Regions from separate parts of the Homo sapiens genome. Here region 1 is linked to region 2. A link is a contact called in ENCODE Hi-C data. All regions are on one chromosome and are shown on one strand. Each heading gives the region's core, a stretch centred on a gene start or an enhancer-like site at or near the end of the contact. The rest is flanking DNA. Distances are from core to core; before and after follow the strand shown.

Region 1 (4,702 bases), core at 2,046-4,545, 1.1 Mb before region 2:
AGGCAAGATCACTGAGGCCTAGCACAAGATTTTAAAAATAACAGAGACTACAATAGAAATACATACTGAATCACAAAGCCTTGAGTAAAGTTGAATCACTTGTAGAACTAAAAGCATCTCTTCTGCAGAAACTGGGAGCAAGGAGTAGTTACTTAGGGAAAAATAAATGTAAGTATCAATAGGAGTTGCCCTTGACTGAAGCCTGGCTAAGCCCTTTACATTCGCAGGTGGGTGGCTGAGAGTTACTACTGATTCCAGACCCAGGCTCCTAGTTCAAATTTTGGCTCTCGCATTACTAGTTGTTTGACCTTGGGCTTTGTGCCTCAGTTTCCACATCTGTAAAAAGAAAGAAGAAGGGGAGAAAAACAATACCTATCTCAAGGGTTGTTAACGTACTTAGGACACTTGTAACAGGGCCTACCACACAGTAAGCCCTAGATAACTATTAGCTTATAACAGAAATCTGACACACATTTGTTGGGTAGTTAAAACTGTAAGCTGAGTTTAGAGAAATCATAAATACTCTGATGGCTTAGTTTCCCCAGAGGTAAACTGAAGACAGTAACAGAATCTGCTTCATAAGTCTGTTGTGATGCTTAATGAGACTGCCACATAAAAACTCTTTCACAATGCCTGGCCCATAATTAAGTGCTCGATAATGTCACGATGCCTGGAATATAGTAAGCACTCGATAAATGTCAGCTGTTGTATTAACAGTTCTGGGAAGCAAAGATTACCATCACCCTTTTTTATTTCTGAATAACAGGCAACTCAGAGAGTGTTAAGTGCCCCGCCAACAAAACTATACTTAGAAAATTATTATACCAAGATTTCAACTCAGATGGGTCTGGAATCACAAGTTCTAACCACTACACTATATACCTTCCTCTTTGAACAGGGCTTAGAGAACAGAAGAGCTAATTCATACCTACCAGATTACTAAGAAAAAGATGTTTGGAGATAACAATGCTAAATTTGGGGGATTCCCCACAGAGTCAACCATGAGCTTGGCCAAAAGCCCTTCTCCGCCATGCTAGGAAATGAAAATCTGCATAGACTGGCCCCTGTTCTCAACCAGTTGTCTGCCTTTCACCAAGTGGTTGTGAAACCACAGCCCTGTCACTAAAAACGGAAAAAAGAAGTTATTTTCCCCAGTAACTTAACGAGCAAAATGAAGCCTTAAAATGAAAGTAGTGATCCTAGGGCTGAGAAAAGATATCCACTGCTCCAAAGCCCAGCAGAATTGCTGTAGAACACCAACGTTACTCTTTGATTAACATACTTTTATTTTTTTTAATGAACGTGCTTATTTCTATTACTTTAGGTTACCTAACTCAGGGGTCCTTCCCATTAGTAAAATAAGAGGAAGTGTGTACCAGCCTGGAGGGGAGACTCCCTGGTGGGGCACAGTGTCAGCCTGAGCAAGTCCCACTGTCAACACTGATGTCCTCCCCAGTTAAATGGTAATCAAAAGTGAGAATGAAATGGACTGGTAGAAGAAACAGGACGACCAGTTGAGTCCATGCTAATCACTGATATTTCACATCTTCACACAGTTTCTTCTAAATGTATTTTATTTTTGTATTTTTATTAAAAACTGCCCTATCAGTCAATCTCAAGTCTACCCTTCCTTTAAAAAATAGTAATAAAAGGCCGAGCGCAGTGGCTCACCCCTGTAATCCTAGCACTTTGGGAGGCCGAGGCAGGTGGATTGCTTGAGCTCAGGACTTCCAGACCTGCCTGGGGCAACATGGCAAAACCCTGTCTCTACAAAAAAAATACCGAAGTTAGCCAGGGGTGTGGTGGCCCGCACCTGTGGTCTCAGCTACTAGGGAGGCTGAGGTGGGAGGATCACTGAAGCCTGGGAGGTGGAGTTTGCAGTGAGCCAAGATCGCACCACTGCAATCCAGCCTGGGTGACAGAATAATACCTTGTCTCAAAAGAAAAAGAAAAAAGTAAATAATATTAAGAATAATGAAGGTCCAGCTATGTACCTACCTTAGGAATAGGCATCACTGGAAGTGATGGCAGAGGCAAGGCAGGAGTCCCTGACCTCACCTCCATTCTCTCACTGAGGAGCCCCTGCAGAAGCTGGTCAACTATCCAAGCAGTCCCTGCTTCTTCCTGGCGAAGGCCTCAGCCTCCAGCCCAGCCCCCTCCTGGGAGAGGAGGGGGAGCTTATGCAATCCAAACCCAGTTCCCAGGCCCCAGAGGTGGACATAACTCCGGGGTGGAAGTCAGAAGCCTGCCAGGTTGTAGGCCTGGTTCTGCTCCCATCTGGCTGAATGATCCTGGTCCCAACACTCAGCGTCCCTCGGCCTTAGCCTCCCTGTCTGTAAAATGAAAGGTTTGATGGAGATCATGTGCAAGCCTCCTCCCCGTTCTAATTTTCTGATACCATCATTTTTAACGTGTCTTGTAGAGATAGAAGCCCTTCCTTTCAGCAGGACATGTTGCTCCCCATTCCGTGACGATCCCCCTCAATAATCCGTGTAATTTGAGAAAAGTATGATGCATCGGAACTGAAAAACAGGCTGTTGCTTTCCTGGTCACCAAATCTGATAATCAGTCAATTATATGGATTTTCCCCTGGGCCTTCTCCCTCAATCCCACAATCCCACGAATAAACCTGCCTACCCCTCCCAATTCCTCAACTCAAGGCTACCCGTTAATGAATGAATAAAAAAATAAATAAATAAATTTTAAAAACCACCTCCCCACCCCCTTCTACCCGGCCTGGTGTAAGGTGCCACAGCACTTCTTCCGTAATCTAGAATCCACCTCTGCCCCACCCTCTCCCCGGGGTGTCTTTTTAGCCAAGAATCCCTGGATCGACGCGCTCCATCTCCCCGCTCTACCGCGCTGATCATTTCTCCCTGCCCGGCACACCTCGGCTGAAAAGGAGGCGGCTCCTCTGCTCCAAGCCCAAGGGACCCAAACCTCTTTCCAGCCCGCAAGGGTGCGGGCACCTGGGAACAGCGGGAAGGGCCCGCGCCTCTGGAAAGAAGGGCCGCCGTCCCCACCTGGGCGGTGCAGGGGAGGCCCCCTCAGCGGGTCTCTTGTCACTTACGGGCGGCTCCTCCGGGCAGAACAGAGCAGGGCCGGGCCGAGCCGGGCTTGCGGGCCGCGGAGTTTGCTGACTCAAAGGCGCGCGGCGGCAGCGGCGGCGGCGAGCGCCCAGGAGCGCACACGAGCGCAGCCCCGCGCTCCCCGCGCTCCCCGCGCTCCCCGCGCACGTAGCGGCCCCGCGCCCGCGCTCAGCGCCAGCCGTCCGCCTGTGGGCGCCGCGCCTAGTGCTTCCGCCGCCTCCGCGCAGCCCAGCCCAGGTGCGCCCCCACCCTGCAGAGCTAGCCTCCTGCTTCCTGAAATTGAGTTAGGGAGGAAATGCCCCCATTAGTCCGGACGTTGAGGCTGGAGGTGCTCCAGCGGCACCCTTCGGAATTCGCCACCTGAGTCACCTTAAGCTTCCTAACCCTGACCCCACAGTTATGGGGAGGATTGCCGATGGGGAGGAGGACGGATAAATAACGTGATAAACAAGAATGGCAGAATGTTCATAGCATCTAGGTGGTGGGCTATGGTGTTTATATAAAATTATTTCAGTTTTTGTCTATGTTTGAAATGTCTCAATAAAACATTTGGGGGGAAAGCTAATGAGATCTGCCAAGGGACCTGACTGAGGAAAGCATTTCCCAAATGGCACCTGAGGCTGGGTCCCCACACCTGTTTGCATGGGAAACCACAATCATCACTTAAACTGCTAATAAGTGACTGAATGACACAGAATAATAAGCATAGCCTAATATTTCATTTTTCAAGCATGAATTTTCCCATTAGATACAGCTTGTCGCTGATCATCCTCCAGGGACCATTCCAGGCCCACCTGAAAACGCATCTGTTCACCACACCTACATTAACTCCCTAACAAAACGTATAAATATACAATGTTGTGTCTTAACATCTTGGATCTTGAAGTTGTATTGCTGAACCCTCAATCACTGGTATTTAATTTCCTAAAATTGCACCCAAGTCATGACACACAAGTGAATGCAACCATGATCACTTTTGAAAATCAAATTAAGCTGGTGTGGTGGCTCACGCTTGTAATCCCAGCACTCTGGGAGGCCGAGGCGGGTGGATTACAAGGTCAGGAGATGGAGACCATCCTGGCTGACATGGTGAAATGCCGTCTCTACTAAAAATACAAAAACTTAGCTGGGCGTGGTGGCGCGCGCCTGTAATCCCAGCTACTCGGGAGGCTGAGGCAGGAGAATAGCTTGAACCCGGGAGGCAGAGGTTGCAGTGAGCCGAGATCATGCCATTGCACTCCAGCCTGGGCGACAGAGCAAGATTCTGTCTCAAAAAAAAAAGAAAGAAAATCAAATTAAAGTGTATTTTTTATATTCTTGTCCCTATGCTCCGCAAAGAAAAACATTGAGTAGAAAACAAAATGCAGCATGTATCTAAGATCCTAAGAGATTCTGTAAAATTAAAATCTTTCTGAACTTATTGTCAAGAGCATGACTTTACAGCTGTAGACAAAGCAGCAACAAACCCTTGGAGAGTCTACTGAAAGTCATTTGAATATCTGTTAGAATTTTGACCCTATTAAGACTGGTAACTTGGGCCGGGCGCGGTGGCTCACGCCTGTAATCCCAGCACTTTGGGAGGCCGAGGCGGGCGGATCACGAGGTCAGGAGAT
Region 2 (4,188 bases), core at 439-2,938:
GGCACAGCACAAAATGAATGCCCACTGGTTGGTTAGTAGAAAGTTGTAAAGTAGGCAGAGAATAGCAAAGGCACCATCATACTGTTACCAAGCAAAGGAGGCTCGCTGCCCGAGGCACTAGAAGTCAATACTATAACACTGGGTTTTTGATAAAATAAAAACTTTTATTGCATGTCAACCAACAAAGAAATAGGAAGTCCAGCTCAAATCTGTCTCCCTGTGCTGGCTTTAGGACAATTATTTTATTAGAAATGGTTTTGAGTGTGGATTCTGGGATTAGCAGGTGCTTGGTGGAAGGAAAGAGGAAGTCTGGAAAGTCCTTGCGCATGTGCTCTTATTTCTTCATGCTACCTAAGGGTTCCACGTGCAAATTCAGTGAGGAGTTAGTATGAAACATGGCAGTAGAAATTCAGCTGTAAGGTCAGCAAGCTGGATCTGTGCAGACTCTAGTTGGCCTTATATGTTCCAGTGGATTTCAGCCAGTTTTATTAACCTACAAGCCCAGGCATTTCAGCATTTCAGCAATTTGTTTCTTTTATCTGCCATCCTGTAAACTCAAGAATTTCTATGACTGTTTTCTTTAACTCTTTGGCACACAGTTTCAACGCCCTTCTTCTCAGAGGTGGTCATTCTCACCCTCACCTTCTGGTTCCTGCAGGCTCATTTCTAGCCTCCCACACTGTATTAGTCTTTTCTCACAATGCTGTAAAGAACTGCCCAAGACTGGGTAATTTATAAACGAAGGAGGTTTAGTTGACTCACAATCTCACATGGCTGCGGAGGCCTCAGGAAACTTACAATCATGGCAGAAGGCCACGGAGAAGCAGTTACCTTCTCCACAAGGGGGCAGGAAGGAAAAGTGCTGGGAGAAGGGAGAAGAGCCTCTTATAAAACCATCAGATCTCGTGAGAATTCACTCGCTATTACGAGAACAGCATGGGGGAAACTGCCCCCATGATCCAATTACTTCCACCTGGTCTCTCCTTTGACAAGCGGGGATTATGGGTATTACAATTCAAGATGAGATTTGAGTGGGGACACAAAGCCTAACCATATCACACATATACACACAACCTAACCTCCTCACATCCCATTCCTTGATGGGGTGGCAGGTGGCGAGGGGGGGGTGACATCCCTTATTGTCAGCCATCACAGGAACTCATGACCCTGTAGGTGCAGATTCATGGCTCACATTTGTATCTTTTGGGGAAAACTGAGGTAATCAAGGTGGGGCTAGGCCCTGGGGACGAGGCAAGTAAAGGACTTTGCCATGTCCGCACCCACCAGGGAAGGAGCAGAGACTCTGTTAGGGCGCCATGCCAGGGGCTGCAGTTTCAGAATCCTGCAGACTCCACCCTCTATCTGGCCACACTGTCCCCAATTTTTGCGAGGTGACCTGGGGAGGGAGGACAGGTCGGATGCTCCGACCTCACCAGGGACTCCACTGGACCGGAGCTCTTCCTCCTCCGCCCAGTCCACATGAGAGAGCTCCCTGGCCGGCCCTGAGACAGCTCCAGACCTGGTAGCCCTGGAAAAAGAAACTGGTATCGCCATCGCCGCCGCCGCTAGAGGGCGCCTGGGGGCGGGGCGCGGGTGGGGCAAGGCGGGGTCCGACTGGAGGCAGGGCGGTGAGCCGAGAGGGGCGGGGCAAGGGACCGGGAGGCGGGGCCAGGGGTCGCAAGGCGGAAGAGCCCCTCTCGCCTCCGACCCGGCGCCTCGCACTCCGTTCACTCTCGGTTCCTCTTCGCATTCTTGCCAGTCCCGTAGCGCTGGGCTGGTTTCCTCCGAGGTCTCTAAGAGCCTCCTACTGCGCCCCGCTCGCCGCCCGGAAGCCCCCAGCCCCTCAAGGACGCATCACCTAATGCCGCGGTCACGGCCACCGTCACAAGCGCCCCCAGCCCCACCCCACCCCGGCCTGCCCGCCGTCCTTCTCCCGCCCCCGCCCCTGCCTGCCAGCTCCACCGGGCCGTAGGTGCGGACGACCTCAAAATTCCTCGGCCCGCGAAGGCCGCCAGCTGCGGGGAGGGGAGGGGAGGCGCGGTCCCGCAGCGCCCCCAGGCTCATGTCCCAGGTATGTCCAGACCCCCGAGGCACCGCTTGCAGGGCAGTGACAGCCCGTGAGGCTCGGCCTCGACCCCTGGCACCCTTGGTCCCAGCTACGCCGGCTCCTGGCCTTCCCCCAAGTCCGAGAGAGAGGTGGGATTCTCCCCGACGCAGTTGGAAACCGGGAATCCCCTTTAGGGTCCCGTTCGTGCTGCACTACTGACTCCACCATCTGCAAAGGGATTCTTGTCCAGAATCCCCGAAGGCTTTAGGACAGCGCTTATTTTGTTGAATGAAGAGTCTCTAATTTTCGGAAAGACCACAGGCTAAAAGTCAAGTGAGTTTTCTTGAATAGTTATAGTTAAATTTAAGGCAGGAATTGAATGTCAGTTGATGGCCACAAAGTAGCGGACTGGTACGAACCTACTGGATGATCATTCTGGTGACTACTTGGAGGCACCGTCCACTTTGTGGATTTGTTTCAGTTGAAATTTATTTCCATAGAACTTATTTAGGTCTCTATTTATTACTGATTTGACGGCTTTCAGTGCAGAGGGAAGCCTGTGACGTCTGTGCAGCGTCAGGTTGAACAATTTAGCAGTGTAAAATGTGTTTTCTGCCTGCCTTGACTCGACAAGCCAAATGTGCCCTCCTTTTCTTTTCCAGGTTGTGCCTTTTTAGCCAAGAAGCATGGAAGTCATTCACGGCAGGCCCTACTGTTGCAGGGAGCTTGAAGGAGCTGACATACTGTCCAACACCTTTTACTCTAATGAATTGCACAACCCCCTCCAGACGGTTACTCGCCCAACTGCCTCAGAGGACAGGTAAAACAAAAACTAGAAAAAGCAAACAAGAAAAAGCAGTTTTAATGTATTCGTGTATTTTATTATGTGAGGAAAAACATTTATTGTTCTGGGGCTCTTCTGTTTCTTGTTTGTTTGTTTGTTTGTTTGTTTTTGAGACGGTGTCTCGCTCTGTCGCCCAGGCTGGAGTGTAGTGGTGCGATCTCGGCTCACTGGGACCTCTGCCTCCCAGGTTCAGGTGATTCTCCTGCCTCACCCTCCAGAGTAGCTGGGATTACAGGCATGCACCACCATGCCCAGCTAATATTTTTGCATTTTTAGTAGAGACAGGGTTTCACTATGTTGGCCAGGCTGTTCTCAAACTCCTGACCTCAAATGATCCACCCACCTCGGCCTCCCAAAGTGCTGGGATTACAGGCGTGACCACTGCGCCGGGCCGGGGCTCTTCTGCTTATCATATAATAGGGAAGGCAAAACGTGGCAATTATCTGAACCTTCAAGTGTCTGTAAGGAACTCGAGAAGTAAGTGGCTGTCTACTATAAAAGCCACACATCAAATTCATCCACTACATTCTAAAATCTTAGAATGGTCCGTTCCTTCATTGGGAAATTAATATGTTGTAAGCAAAGACTTTTATAAATAGTACTGTATTGGTTCCCTAACATGCCCTTCTACCATCTGCCCAAAAATACTCCCAGAATTTGCTGCTTATACTTGTGTAAATTTTTGCTTCACCAAATTCCCTGTAACACATTAATTATACATTATGATTTAATTTATGAAAAGCAGTTTGGTGATTTCTCAAAGAACTCAAAACAGAATTACCATTTGACCCAGCAATCCCATTATTGGATTCTAAGTTGTTCTTATAAGTTGTTCTATCAAAGGAATATAAGTTGTTCTACCATAAAGACACATGCACAAGTATGTTCATCACAGCACTATTCACAATAGCAAAGACATGGAATCAGCATAAATGACCATCAGTGGTTGACTGGATAAAGAAAACATGGTACATATACACCATGGAATACTATGCAGCCATAAAAAAACGAGATCATGTCCTTTGCAGCAACGTGGATGGAGCTGGAGGCCATTATTCTAAAGCAAACTAACACGGGAACAGAAAACCAAATATCACCTATTCTGACTTATAAGTGGGAGCTAAACATTGAGTACACATGGAGACAAAGAAGGGAACCACAGACACCAAGGCCTACTTGAGGGTGGAGAGAGGGAGGAAGGTGAGGATCAGAAAACTACCTCTTGGGTACTATGCTTATCACCTGGGTGACAAAATAATTTGTACACTGAACCACTGCAACATGCAATTTACCTGTA

The links. A loop is a pair of places that touch in the nucleus more often than their neighbours do. Pooled maps may share reads with other maps.
Region 1: a pooled map shows a loop between it and region 2 (8-fold over the local background). The contact joins the promoter of SNX10 here to the promoter of SPMIP4 in region 2. A Hi-C loop is called at or near these places in 4 of 50 pooled maps.

Annotation. Positions count from the first base shown.
Region 1 is chr7:26,290,455-26,295,156 of GRCh38, reverse strand. SNX10 (sorting nexin 10) reads right to left here and starts at 3,295. Exons shown (of 7, transcript NM_013322.3): 1 at 3,071-3,295. RefSeq lists an enhancer at 1,261-1,310 and silencers at 2,802-2,881, 3,032-3,271.
Region 2 is chr7:25,177,854-25,182,041 of GRCh38, reverse strand. It overlaps SPMIP4 (sperm microtubule inner protein 4), which reads left to right and starts at 1,688. Exons shown (of 10, transcript NM_138811.4): 1 at 1,688-2,380; 2 at 2,710-2,867. The coding sequence starts at 2,734. All of the region lies in intron 1 of LOC124901603 (a long non-coding RNA gene), which reads right to left. RefSeq lists silencers at 1,453-1,842, 1,903-2,182.